Regions from separate parts of the Homo sapiens genome. Here region 1 is linked to region 2. A link is a contact called in ENCODE POLR2A ChIA-PET data. All regions are on one chromosome and are shown on one strand. Each heading gives the region's core, a stretch centred on a gene start or an enhancer-like site at or near the end of the contact. The rest is flanking DNA. Distances are from core to core; before and after follow the strand shown.

The links. ChIA-PET counts read pairs that join two places held with the same protein, here RNA polymerase II (POLR2A).
Region 1: POLR2A ChIA-PET joins it to region 2 with 11 read pairs in RWPE1. The contact joins two enhancer-like sites. POLR2A ChIA-PET finds 5 or more read pairs at or near these places in 2 of 52 experiments (RWPE1 and activated T-cell).

The regions. Positions count from the first base shown.
Region 1 is chr12:70,189,079-70,196,274 of GRCh38, reverse strand. The region is part of intron 2 of LINC02821 (long intergenic non-protein coding RNA 2821); the gene reads right to left. Among named protein-coding and RNA genes, the nearest start is that of LINC02821, 12 kb to the right of the region's middle. Within about 2 kb of position 5,439, at least 2 of the 41 ENCODE cell types and tissues checked have a DNase peak (open chromatin) inside an H3K27ac peak, as active enhancers do.
Region 2 is chr12:69,965,393-69,972,305 of GRCh38, reverse strand. No RefSeq gene overlaps it. Among named protein-coding and RNA genes, the nearest start is that of MYRFL, 140 kb to the right of the region's middle. RefSeq lists a silencer at 5,231-5,431. Within about 2 kb of position 5,630, at least 6 of the 41 ENCODE cell types and tissues checked have a DNase peak (open chromatin) inside an H3K27ac peak, as active enhancers do.

The sequences.
Region 1 (7,196 bases), core at 4,190-6,689, 220 kb before region 2:
TGTGCAGAAGGGGCAGACAGGTTTCCTCAAGCCTCTTATATGGGCACTAATCCCATTTATAAAGACAGAGCCCTCACGACCTATCACCCCTCCCAGAGGCCCACTTCTTAATACCATTGCATTGGAGATTAAGTTTCAACACATGAATCTGGGAGGATCACAAACATTCAGGCCATAGCATGTGCTTATGCTGGAAGTACAAAGACGAAAGAAACATAACCACTTCCTTCAAGAGGTTTGGTAGGGGGAGAGAAAGATTCATTAAATAGTTACTTTCAGTAAAAATGTGGTAAGTGTAATAATAAAAGAGGCAAGCATGGAGAAGGCTATGGAAACATATAGGAAGGGTTAGAAAAAGTTTTCTGCAGGAAGTGACTTTTGAAACAAGTATTGAAGAATGATAGAAGGGGGAAGCAGCAGCTTCAGCTAGGGCCAAATGCTGAGAAAGTGCTTCAGTGGGAGTAAAGAATAGAGTGGGACATGTGGAGTCAGGGGAATGATGGCTGAAGAATCCAGCAGAGCCAGATCATGGAAGGCTTCATATGACATGTTAAAGAGCTTTCCTTAGCAGATACTTGATGGAATCATTTATTCCTAGCAGGAAAATTCTGTGGGAAAAAGCTTGGAAAACATACCAACAAGACTTCTTTAATGTAGAGTCTCTTGAAAATTTAAATATGCTAATGCATATTGTGAATCTCCAAAACAGGAATATACTATACAGTTTCTGACCATGAAACACTTAAACACTTATCAGAGATAATCTTTTGGGGCCAGAGTTCTGAGAATTACTTTGGGAAGTAGTGCACAAATCTTTAGGGAATCATTAAGAGTTTAAATAAAGCTTGTCCAATCCATGGCCCATGGACTGAATGTGGCCCAGGATGGCTTTGAATGTGGCCCAACACAAACTCTAAAATTTCTTAAAACATTAAGATAATTTTTTTGCGATTTTTTAAAGGTCATCAGCTATTGTTAGTGTTAGTGTATTTTATGTGTGGCCCAAGACAATTCTTCTGCCAATGTAGCCCAGGGAAGCAAAAAGAATTTAAAAATATTTAGGAGGTTAGATTGACCGAACTTGGTGATTGATTGATATAGGGAGGTAAGGGGTAGAAAAGATTAAAAGTTTCTAACACAGATGATCAGATGGATGGGGTGCCAACAAAGGAATAATTATAAGAGGAGGAATAGGTTTAGAGAAGATAACAGGAGTTTAGTTTTGGACAGGTCGAGATTGAAGACATGTATGGGATACGTAGTGGAGATTCTAGGAAGTGATTGCATATGTGTGTGAAGTTTCTATTAAATGCCCAGATTTTGGTAGTTAACAGGATATGGATGTAGTTACAATTATGACAATATTAAAAATTACCCAGGAAGAGTGAATAGAATGAAAAGAAGTATGGACCAAGGACAGAAGTTAGGGAATTCCAACAGAAGTATTTACGTACATAACAACTTCAAAACCTTGAGTCAACTCAAACCATAAACACAGGTTGCTGTTGAAAAAGACACCACCAACACAATATTAGACCTATATCAGTAATGATTTTTGGATCTATACTAAGTTCATGCCTCTCTCTACTTAGACTTTATATTGGTCTATAGCAAATATTTTAATATGCATTCTCCACTCCCACAACAATTCAATTACCAGAATTTTATTTTTTCTTTAACTTCAAAGTGCTTTTCTTCTTTTAGTTACTCTTTGAAAGCAGAGAGATTTGGGAGTAAATAGAGATTTGAACTGAGGCTGACATATTTGAACCTCTGATTTTGCAGAATCCTAGTGGTGGCTCCAAAGTTTCTATATAGGAAGGGCTTATGGAGGCAATCTGAAAGAAGGTGCTAAGGCAAGATTTACATAGGAAATGTTTTTACTAAGATTGTAGGTTACTTTGGTAACATTAAGGGTTAATGAAAATTATGCATGAAGTGGAGAGAGCCAAATCTTTTAAGCTGCCTCAGCTTGGCCTCATGACTGCTTTTTAACATCATTAATATTTCCAGCTGCTATTAAAATAAACCCTGTAAGCAGCTAACAATGTGTTAGCAACTAAATTTTGCTAAGCCATATCATCATGCATGTATTAACCCCATTTATATTGGTGATTCAGATACCCACTAGGATTCTATTATTTAGTAGAAATTGCTTTTTAAAAGCAATGTGGTAAAGTTTTAAAATACAATCACCCATGGCAAAATGTAGCTTTACTTAGTATCTACCACTGTTTGTGTCTACCACAATTAACTAAGATTACTTAGTATCTGCCAAAATACAAAAACTGTTGGCTCTCAGTTTTTATATTGTAGATGCTACAATTTTTATGTGGCTGTCTAAATTCTTTGTGAAAGGACTTGGAGTGTAAATAAAAATGAGTAAATAAGTATATGCTGCATTACATCTAATCTGAATAATAAGATTAATGATGTATCTAGTTCACTTATGTTTTAAATGGCATATGTTGGTGTTTGTGGTGCAGGTTTAATATTATATGAATGTGAGGAAGTATGAAGAAACACAGAACAAACTTCAAAAAATAAAACCATGCAATGTGCTAAATGCCTGTCAATTAATAGTAATTTAATAACTTTATATGTCATTGATATGAAGAATTAAAGCTGTTAGTTTTTTTGGCACAGAGTTTTCTTCTCAGGAGTAATTTAGGTATTAAAAAATATAACTTGTCATGTAGTTATTACAGCCTTGGAAAAAGCAGAAGCAATATATCTGGTGCATATGCCCACTCCAAATATAGCATTGCAGAAGGCATGTTTGCCTGGAATCCTTGCAAAGGGTACAATTAAGTTTAAGCTTAATGAAATCAAGGTGGTTTTCAATGCCTAGTTTTCATGATCAAAACAATGTTCATTGTTATGTTCTGTGCATGGTCAATGCATGGCCTGTTTCTTTAACACAAGAGATAAATTAAAAGAATAAAACAATGGTCACAATTACTTTTTCCATAGACTGGCTTCTTTCAGATAATGCCAAAGAAACAGTATTTTCTATTAATATTTGAAAATCTAGAGCAGAAATGATAAGTTGCATCTCAAAGGACTTCAAAGATGGTTCTTTAAAACAATCATTGTAAGAAGAAAGATACATAATAAGAACAGGAAATTTGAGGCTTGGAGGAAAGATAGTCTGTATATTATCCTTTGTCATGAAATATCTGGGTTTAGGCACTGTAGGCTGAGATTTTAGTTAATGGGATAGATGATTATGATTATATTTGCTGGTATTTCTTAGGAAATTTAGCTGGTATTTCTTAGGAATTCCTTAGGAAATTCCCATGAATTATAGATGTATACTGTACCGTTTTGTGAGAACCTCTCTCTCCTACACAGAGATGTCAAGTCCTTGGGTCTGAATTTTCTGGTTTCAATTTGAAAAGAAACCCTAAAATGTGTTAACTTAGAGTTTAAGGATCAGTCTGAGTAAAAGAAAAGTCTAAGTTGAAGGCTATATAAAATTTCAAGATCCTGAGATATTAGAGGTGCCGTTTCTTCCGTCTCCTCTCCCTTGTATCATTCCCAAAAGATAAATAATCCAAAAAGGATGAAGAAAAATATAATTGGGAGTCAAAGAATAACAACATAATGTTAAACCAGAGACCTTTGTTCACGTGTTTATCTGCTGACCTTCTCTCCACTATTATCCTATGTCCCTGCCACATCCCCCTCTCTGAGAAACACCCAAGAATGATCAATAAATACTAAAAAAAAAAAAAGAATAACAACCTAATGTTAATAGAAGAAGAAACAAAAACAAAATTTATTCAGATACATAACAATTTTATGAGTTTGCATTCTTCAAATATATGAGTTTTATCTGTGTCATCTTATGAAAATCAGATGGCATAAATGACCAAGAAATCTAGGCAGATGATTGTGAAACAATCTTGATGGACTTTCTATGTTTAAAGATGTGGTTTAACATAATAGTATAATTATAGATTCAGTGTTAGTTGATTTTTTGGGGGTAACATTCCTATGCCTGTGTTATTTCTAAACATATTTTCAATTTTAAATAATGGCTGCTATTGGGCATAATGTGACCAACTTTCTATCTTTCATATAATTGTATATACATATATAATATCATTTATTTATGTTATAGAAACTATATATATATATATTCCTAATGTGTATTTATGTTATAAAAAGGACTCTAACCTGTTCTGTTTTAAATTGTTAATTAGCCTGATTTTGTACACAAACACAGATTGCTTACGTTTGAATGTCTACAAATGTTCTTCCATCTCTATTCTACCTCCCTCTGCTCTCTGTAGCAATCTCTTCCAGCTGCTATTCTCACTCTATACTATGTCTCCCTGCTAAATTAGATTGGAATATACTTGCCTAGGAAATCACAAGTTCAAACATAGTACATCTAAATTTGGCAAAAGCTGTGAATAATATTTTCATTTTAAAAATCAAATAATTTTCAGAGAATCTAAGCAACATTCTCTAGAGTGGACACTCAGTACCTAGGGCATGTATTAGATGATCCGTGGGGTATGTGAAAAAACTACTTGTGCTTCTATTTCTATTTCTGTTTTCTTATCCCCTTATAGTTTCCATTTTTGCATGTTTTACAATGTGCATAATATATTCACAAAATGTTACTCTAGTAGAACATATGTACCAATATATGTTTGTTTGTTTGTTTTTTACTGCTAACATGTAAGGTCAAAGAAGATAGGAAATCAGAGGGGGTAAAGATGAAGAACACTTGCTTAGTCATATGATAAACCTAGATTTGATTCTTACCTCTAACACTTACTAGATTTGTGACTTAAGCAAGTTACATAAAATCTGTAAGCCTCAGTGTTCTTATCTATAAAATGGTAATCACTGTATAAACAAGGAGCCTCAATCTCCTTATTTTTTAGATTTGAGGTTTCTTGATTTTTAAATATTATTGTAAAACTCATCCCATTAGAGAAAATTTTTAATTTTTGTAAAGAGGTAAAATAAAATAGTTGACAATCATTTACCTACTCAAAAATTATTGTGCATTAAATTTGGTTTATATATACAAACACACACCTTCACACACACACTTGTAAACAGCAAAAGCTCATTAATAATTACTCCTAAAGTCCTGCAAATCATCCTAAAAGACACATCTTATTGATAACTTGCTCCAGAATTAGAGAATACAAAACATAATTTTAAATCAGTGAGGAAGTTAGCTTTTGTTCTCAGAAATGTGGTCTTATCTCAGATTTAGAAGACTTTTTTAGTCTGTTATGCTAGAGCAGGATTCCTTTCCCCCTAAACCTTTGATGAACATCAAAATACATTTTAAAAGTGTGCATTTTGTTTTGTTTTGTTTTGTTCAGTTTAGACTGTGTTTTTACCCATTGCTGAAACAGTCACTTACTCACAGAAACCTCATAAAACCTGAATAGCAACATGCCTGGATAGTAGTAATGTTATATGCTCACTATGAGTTTCTAAGAGAAAAGAATGAAAAGTAAAGACAAAAGAAGACCAAGAGAGTTTATTGCTAGCAGACCTACACTGCAAAAAATACAAAAGGAAGTTCTTCAGGCAGAAGGAAAATGGTAACAGATGGAAATTCAGATATTTAAGAAAGAATGAAGAGCTTTTCAAATGGTAAATATGTGGGTAGATAATTATTTCCTAGAAACTGACATAAAAATAATCATGTTTCTCTATGTAGCATTACTTTATAATGTATATAAATACCACAAATTTCAATTGAGACACCAAGATACAACAGAGGGCACATTCCAGAGGATATGATAATCCAGATGCAAATTTTCAAAGGAAACAGTCAAAAATATGTTAGATGACTCATCCTTATTAAGTGCATAAAAAGGCCAGGAGCAGTGGCTCATGCCTATAATCCCAGCATTTTGGGAGGCCAAGGTGGGAAGATCACTTGAGGCTAGGAGTTAGACACCAGATTGAGCAGTAGTGAGACTTGCCTGTAAAAAGAATTTGGAAAACAATAAAGTTAGCTGGGCATGCTCGTGTGTGCCTGTAGTCCACTGTAGTGAACTACGATTGCACCACACTGCACTCCAGCCTGGGCAACAGAGTGAGACCCTGTCTCTGAAAAAAAAAAAAAAAAAAGCACGAAATGTTTGGCTTTTTGGAAGGTTGAAGAGATTTTTGAGGATGATTAATTTAGAGAGAGCTATGCTATACTGTAATTACCAACCTTCACCACCCAAATGGATTGGGTAAGCTGGCACTCAATTCCGGTGACAGGGGTTTCCATAAGACTACTTATATAGCTTGATATGTGTTAACCATGGTTGAAGGGCATTAGTGGATTTTATTTATTAAGTCAGGTTTATTGAGGTATAATATACACACAGTAAAATTAACCTTTTAAGTTAGGTATGAGTTTTGACAAATGTACGCAGTCATGTAAAAAATACCACATCATTACACAAAAAAGTTATCTGGTGCCACTTTGAAGTTAATACCCTTCTCATACTCCCAGATGCTAACCAACACTGGTTTGAATTTTGCCCATTTAGTTTTGTCTTTTTCAGAATGTCATATGAACGAAATTATATAATAATATGTAGCTTTTTGTATCTTCCTTCTTTCAATTAACATATTGCTTTTGAGACTCATCCATGTTGTTGCATGCATCAGTAATTTCATGGATGAATGACAATTTGTTTATCCATTCACCAGTTGATGAATTTTTTGATTCCTCCCAGTTTCTGGTAATTATGAATAAAGCTATTTTAAGCATTTGTAAATAGGTCTTTATGTGAACATGTCTTCAACTTCTCTTGTGCTAGGAGTGGCATTTATGGGTCAATAAGTTAAGTATATGTTTAACTTTATTGGGTTGCTGTTTGACTCTACTTAGGAAATCTTTGAGATGGGTTGACAAACAACATGAGCAGCAAAATGAAGGAGAGTTCTCTGCCCTCCCAAAGTATGTGTGATCAGGAATACAGGAGTGTTTACTGTAGACCAGATAGCCTTTTATCAGTTATATACTGCTGCTAAAATAAAAAATAAGAAAAAATAAAAACCTACCACAAAATATAGAAGGTTAAAATAAAAGCAATAATTTATATGCTCACAATTTTGCAATTTGGGGTAGGCTCAGGGCTGGCTTGTCTCTGCGGTGTTGGCTGGGATCTCTCTTCTCTGTGTTCCTGGGGTATCTAAAATGTCCACTCCATACC
Region 2 (6,913 bases), core at 4,381-6,880:
GTGTGTCTCATGCCAGCAGCATCAACAGCATCCAGGACTTTGTTGGAAAGGCACGTTCTCAGGCCCCACCCCAGACCCACTGAAATAGAGTCTGCATTTCCACAAGATCACCAGGTGATTGTGTGCACATTAACGTTTGAGAAGCCCTATTCTAAAGAACCAAACAAATGTAGTGTGTTGAAATTTTGGACTTTTTTCATATTCTGCCAAGGAAATACATCATGGCCAAATTTAAAGAAATGGGCCCCCAGCACTTTGGGAGGCCGAGGCGGGTGGATCACGAGGTCAGGAGATCGAGACCATCCTGGCTAACACGGTGAAACCCCGTCTCTACTAAAAATACAAAAAATTAGCTGGGCAAGGTGGTGGGCACCTGTAGTCCCAGCTACGTGGGAGGCTGAGGTAAGAGAATGGTGTGAACCCGGGAGGTGGAGCTTGCAGTGAGCCGAGATCGCACCACTGCACTCCAGCCTGGGCAACAGAGTGGGACTCCGTCTCAAAAAAAAAAAAGAAAAGAAAAGAAAAGAAAGAAATGGGCCCCTCTCAGAGTTTTCCATAATCCTCCTTCCCTGGGTCCTGATGAGCTCCCTAGGTTTTGGGGAGCAGATGCCCATCATGTGGCCAAGTGGGTTATTCCTGGAGAGCAGTTCCCTTTGCTCAGGAATGGACCACTTGAGAAAGTCATTGCCTAATAAAATCCCTTATTGTTTTCAAGGGAAGACAACCAATAAAATGCAAGCCTACTGATATGGTATGGCTGTGTCTCATCATGAATTGCAGTTTCCATAATCCCCACGGGTGGTGAGAGGGACTGGTGGGGGCTAATTGAATCATGGGGGTGGTTACCCTCATGCTGTTCTCGGGATAGTGCGTGAGTTCTTATGAGATCTGATAGTTTTTATAAAGGGCTTTTCCCCCTTTGCTCCGCACTTCTCTCTCTTGCCACCTTGTGAAAAAGGACATCTTGGCTTCCCCTTCTGCCATGATTGTAAGTTTCCTGAGGCCTCCCCAGCCATGCGCAACTGTGAGTCAATTGAACCTCTTTCCTTTATAAATTACCCAGTCTCGGGTATGTCCTTATAGCAGCATGAGAATGAACGATTAACACATCTACATATACAAAACTGTCTCAACCCCGGGAAAGATTGTTAAATTTGAGACTGAATGTAATTAACAGCTATATTAGTCCATTCTTGCATTGCTGTAAAGAAGTACTTAACACTGGGAAATTTATAAAGAAAAGAGGTTTAATGGGCTCACAATTTTGCAGGCTGTACAAGAAGCATAGTGGCCTCTGCTTCTGGGAAGGCCTCAGGAAGCATCCAATCATGGCAGCAGGCAAATGGGGACAGGCATCTTACATGGCCAGAGCAGGAGGAAGGGAGGGGGTGGTGCCACACACTTTTAAATAACCAGATCTCATGAGAACTCTGTCACTAGTACGGTACCAAGGGGATGGTGCTGAACCATTCATGAAGCACCACTCCTATGATTCAATCACCTCCCACCAGGCCCCACCTCCAACACTGGGAATTATAATTCGACATGAGATTTGGGCAGGGACACCCAAACCACATCAGCAGCCAAAGTGGAGTTGAGGTGAATTTTAATCTTTCCGGCTAAGAGTGCCTGGGATCAACAGTTAAAAGTAGCAACTCAGAGTAAGAGGATGCCTTATTATAAATTTATATTTGATTACATCCCTGTTTCCTATGACAGACACATCACAGGTGCTTCACAAATACCCTTTACACAGACTTGAACAGTCTCAGCTTCCTAACTGCCAAAACGTCCTTTTAATACAATTATGAACCTGTTAAGACACTAGGGATTGGATAGATAGAATGTAAGAACTCCTTGACTTTTGGCTAGCTCAACTTCATTTTACATGCATGGACACAATACACACACACACACGCAGACACACACAGACACACACACACACACACAATTATTGTTCCTTCTTTTCACCAGTTATTTTCTCCACTTTCCATTCCCCTGATCAAAAATTACCCATCTAACATCTAAACGTATAGATTTTAATAACCTGTCAGTGTCATAATAGAAACAAAATGATTCCACTTGGAAATCACTATTTACAAAAAAAAATCTTTGCATTTCAAAAGTACTTTAAGTAGATGTCCTAAATTTGATTTAAGAAACAATCTGTTCCAGAAAGTCTGTGACTAAGATGTGAATGAAAAACTAAAACCCATTAATGAATTATTAGCACACAGATTGGTCTAAAACTTCAAAGGTCAGAGATCTGTTCTGAGCAGAAATGTGTCAGGGGAGAGAAAAATCTTTCAGCTGGAGAGTGTCTCACCTGCGGAGTATTCCAGTTGGGTTTGTGTGCTCCTCAAGAATAGTGGTATTTTAAGTTTTTTATCTGGTTGGTTGGTTTGGCTCTTGTCACAAAAGAAAAAAAAGTGAGTCTATAAAAGGACAGTAGCACTCTCTCCTTGAAAGTCTAGCTGCTGAGCACAAAGTCTCTGGGTGTAAGACATAGCATTACCTGGGACGACCCTGATCACCAGGATTCCAAGCCCAGAAACACAGGAGCTAAAGTAGAGCATATGTGTCCTGGGATCCATTGCTTTTCCAATACGAATTAGTTTTACCCTACCTCAGAGGTGGGATTATATAAAACACTATTTGATAACTTTGGAAAACCTGTCAGAAAGTGTCCCATATATTCACATGTATTTGTTTATATTTTGTTCTAAAATCTATATTCAACTATGATTCAAGCATGTCTGAAAATGAGGTGAGTTCCCAGGATCTTTGTACATGAAAAACCAAAACGCTTATCCCAGGAGAAGCAAGTAGAGGCCAGTAGCTTGGCTCTAGGACAAAAGCAGCTTCTGGGTGGGAGATATTTTTAACACAGTAGGGCCCAACTTCCACGTCAAGCGGCATTAAGTCAATTTAGGCTGAATCCTAGGAAGAGGAGGCTGCCAACAAAGAACTGGCTTAGCACAGCCCACCTTGAGGTGGAGGCCTGACACAGACCCAGCCCTCCAGTGGCAGTGAGAGCCCTCAACACTGGTTTGGCTAAAGCTGCCAAGGCACAGACACTGATGGCAGTAACAGCAGCACCTGTTTTGTGACATCTTCGGTAAGTGTTGATGTGTGAGCCACTAAGTTTGGTAATGGTAGTGACCAAAGATAATTCCCCAAGGAGCCACAAAAGAGAAAAGGAGAATGGCAACTGTCACATCACAACTAAGAATGGACCCTCAGGGACATCAGAACTATTTAAGGTGGGATTTGAGAGTGGTGGGATGGGGGAAAGGGATGAGTCCTCCAGAGTAGGTCACATTAGAGACGAGTTCCACAATTCGTATGAATTAAAATTATAAAAATTATGTAACTTTGTAATGGTATTAACAAACATTTGCTTTCCTCTGTCTACTCTAAGTCTAGTGAAAGATGGGAAGTAAGGAACAGAGTAGGAAAGTCTGAGTTTGTGGCAGCATGAACTATAAATCTGAGATTCAGCTATCCATATTTACAGAAGACCCAGACAGAATACTTCATGATGAGATCCATCATTCAATTGGCAGAATTTACTGCTCAAACCTTTCAATTAGGAATTGAATCTCCAGCTGTCTTAACTACCGCTGAAACCCCTGCAGCAGCAGTGAGCCACACACATGCCCCAAGCACAGGCCCTCCATTAACCAACTACTTTTTCCTTTGAAATTTTCCCAACAGGATTTTCACTCTTGCTCACTTCTTCATTAATGGATAACAGGGCTTCATCCAAGACCTATGGTTCAGATTTTCTTCTTCATCCTTTTCTTTCTGGATCACTGCTATGTTTGATTTAAAACCATAAGTTAGTGCTGTTAAAACAAATCCTTAAAAATCAAGACTGGATATGTTTGTGATGCTCAAGAAAGTGAGACCATGTAATTTCGCATTGACAGAATAGTGCTGAGGAAACCACTTGCGATCTGAAGTGAAAAGTCTTGAGTTTAAAATCCTACAGTTGTCACCTCCTAGTTGTATAGCCTCAAACAAGCCGCTTATCCTAAATCTTATGTAAAATAGGAATAATAATAATTTCTGCCTCTCAGAAATATGAGGACCAAATGAGATACACTGTCTTTACTGAAAATGCTTATAATTTTCTTCCCTACTTACAAAATCTATCCACCACCACCAACCCTAGCCTGAAAGAGGTAGCCTTACCGACTACATTTCCCTGGCCACAGCTGCTTAAACCCCACATGGATAGCTGAGCAAGGTTAAACCAGTCAGATTCTCTTTCATAGGAATTTAAAACTTGAGATACTGAGTCATTTAGCCCTGGAGAACCAAGCTGGAAGTTAATGGAGACTTGGGGTCCAAGACTACATTTTAGGGTGGCCATGATGGTTGCAAGCAAATGAGCAAGCAGAACAGGTGGTCTGAAGAAAGAAGAATGAGGCAGGCTTGTAGAGAGAAGCAGGCAGATGTCATGTGGACTTCTAAGGAGAGAGATGGTGAGATTAGCCTCTAGTGACTCTCTTAGTTCTCATGAAGCTCAGCTACACGTCCTACATTTGGTGTGCAATTCTTCTACATTCTTATATTATAAACCCACTGTTTGTTAGTTACTTTGAGTTTTTGTTCCTTGCCAAAAATAAAAATAAAATAGGAGAGAGAAATAATTGTAGAACTGTAAAATGAAAGCACTATACAAATACAAGATGTCTTTGATATCCACTTAGGACTTAGCGGCCATTAGGGAATGGAGGAGAGGTAAATGGAGGGAAGCCATTAGGGAATGGAGGAGAGCCACCTTCCAAACCCTGAATGATAACCAACAACCTCATAAATAAGGTATCAGCATTTGGAATCAGCCAGTTGGGCATCCTGCTTGCAAAGTGTTGAAAGAGTCTTCATAAGAGCCAGTATTCATCAGAACTCTTTTGGCAATGTGGCAAAATCCAAATTCAGCCTAACTAAAGAGAAATGGAAATGTGCAGTCCACCTAACTGCTAAGTCCATGGGGGACTTTCATGGGAATTTAAATGTAAATTTCTTATCTGGTTAAAGACCTGCCCTTCTCATATCATATCTTCTATTTTCATTTGTGTTGGCTTCATTCTCTGGCAGGCTGCCCACCATGATGGCAAGGTGGTTCTCAGAAGCTCCAGGCTTATTCTTGCCAGCTTAATAACGTCCACAGAGAGTACCTCTTTGCTTATGGTTTCAGTCAGACACCCAAGGATGAGTGTGACTGGCCTAACCTGGGTCATATGCTTACCCCTAAAGCAATCACTGTAGCCAAGGGAATGAAATGTTGTCTTTGCCAAAGCCTGAGTCATGTGTTCTTCTCTGGAGCGATGGGATGGTATCAGCCTCACCTGATTCATAGAGACTGAGCACTACGGCATGAGAGTTCACTAAAGGAAAAATCAGGGTGCTGCTACCAAAAGAAGGGGAAAGGCATGCAGGGAGAACTTAGATTCTCCCAGCTCTTCCCACCATGAACACCTGAGACTTAAAAATAGAAGTAAACTTTCTTTAGGAAGGAAAACTTTTTATTTATAAATGGGTGGAGTGACCAAAAGACTTGTGGCCCTTGCTCACTACACAAATTTTATCTCTATGGTAGCACAGAGAGACAGCAGTACCTGGGGATGAATCAGTCATTGTCCTCAGGCTCAGCCTCCCCACCCACAGTCTCATCGCCAGCTCACTGAGTCATCCCATGCTCCATCCAACATGTTTTGCTTTTCCCACAGTTTCCTTGAATCTCCTGGGACAGATGGCTGGCTTTTGGAGCTGAGGAAAGGAAGTGGTGTCTTTCAGAAATAAGAGTGCCTCTCCTGTTAGTAAAACTAACAGAAGAGCTGGCTTAAGATGGGAGAGGGTAGGAATTACTTTGCAGTTCCTGGTGCACTTAAAATCATACTCTTTCTTATAAAAAACTGATTCATATGCAACATCTACCTTTCTCTATTTCTGTTTAACAAAAACCCCAAAACCCTTCTCATCCTTTTAGACCTAGATAGCTCAGATGCCTCTTCCTGCTTGTCTTCCCTTTCCTGCTTCCTCTTTCTCACTTACCTGAAAGGCAGAATTTATGACCCCTTTCCTGTTCTCTCCCAGCACAATGTCAATGCCACAACTCCAGTTTGGTATTGTGTGATGGCTGACTGTGTGGCTGCCTGGCTAGTCCATGATGCCTCAAAAAGGTCAGCAATGATGCCACGCTTCTGTTGTATCCTAGCACCTTGTATAAAATCTGCACACCGAAAGTCCTCCATAAATGTTTGTTAAGTGAGCTAATGAGTGAGTGAGTGAGTGAGTGAGTGAAAATGAATAAACCATATTACAGAGCTCAGAGGCAGAAGGAATATGTGCAGGTTCATCTAGGCTGAAGTTTTTTTTGTGTGTCTGTGTGGTGGCGGGTGGGGGAGGTTGTTTGGTTTTTGTTTTTTACCTCCAAGAAGTGACTAAGAGCCTTTTTCTTTTTACATAACTTTGAGTAGCTTCTCTACTGTAGATAATTCCTGATACTTCTCCTGAAAACCAAGCGTGTCCACACTTAAAAGGAAAGATTTCTCGGTAACTGAATACGATGACAGGCCTACGATCTTACAGCTCACATCAGGGCAAATACTACAGCAGCCTAATTGCTGACATATTGCATTCAATGTTTAGATATGATATGAAACATTCATTAAATGCTCTACAATTAACCTGAAAGTAATTTAGATACTTATGCAGTTGTGCTGAACAGAATTAAATGCAGCAATATAAATATAAATAATGAATAATAAGCTGTAGTTGACTATCATGGTTCTGGAATCCTCTAACAGACAAATGATAAGCCATTCGATTTTTCTAGTTTCTATGGGAAGTCATTTAGAAGTGTTTTAAATGAGCTTGGGCAAGAGAACAATAACCTATTATT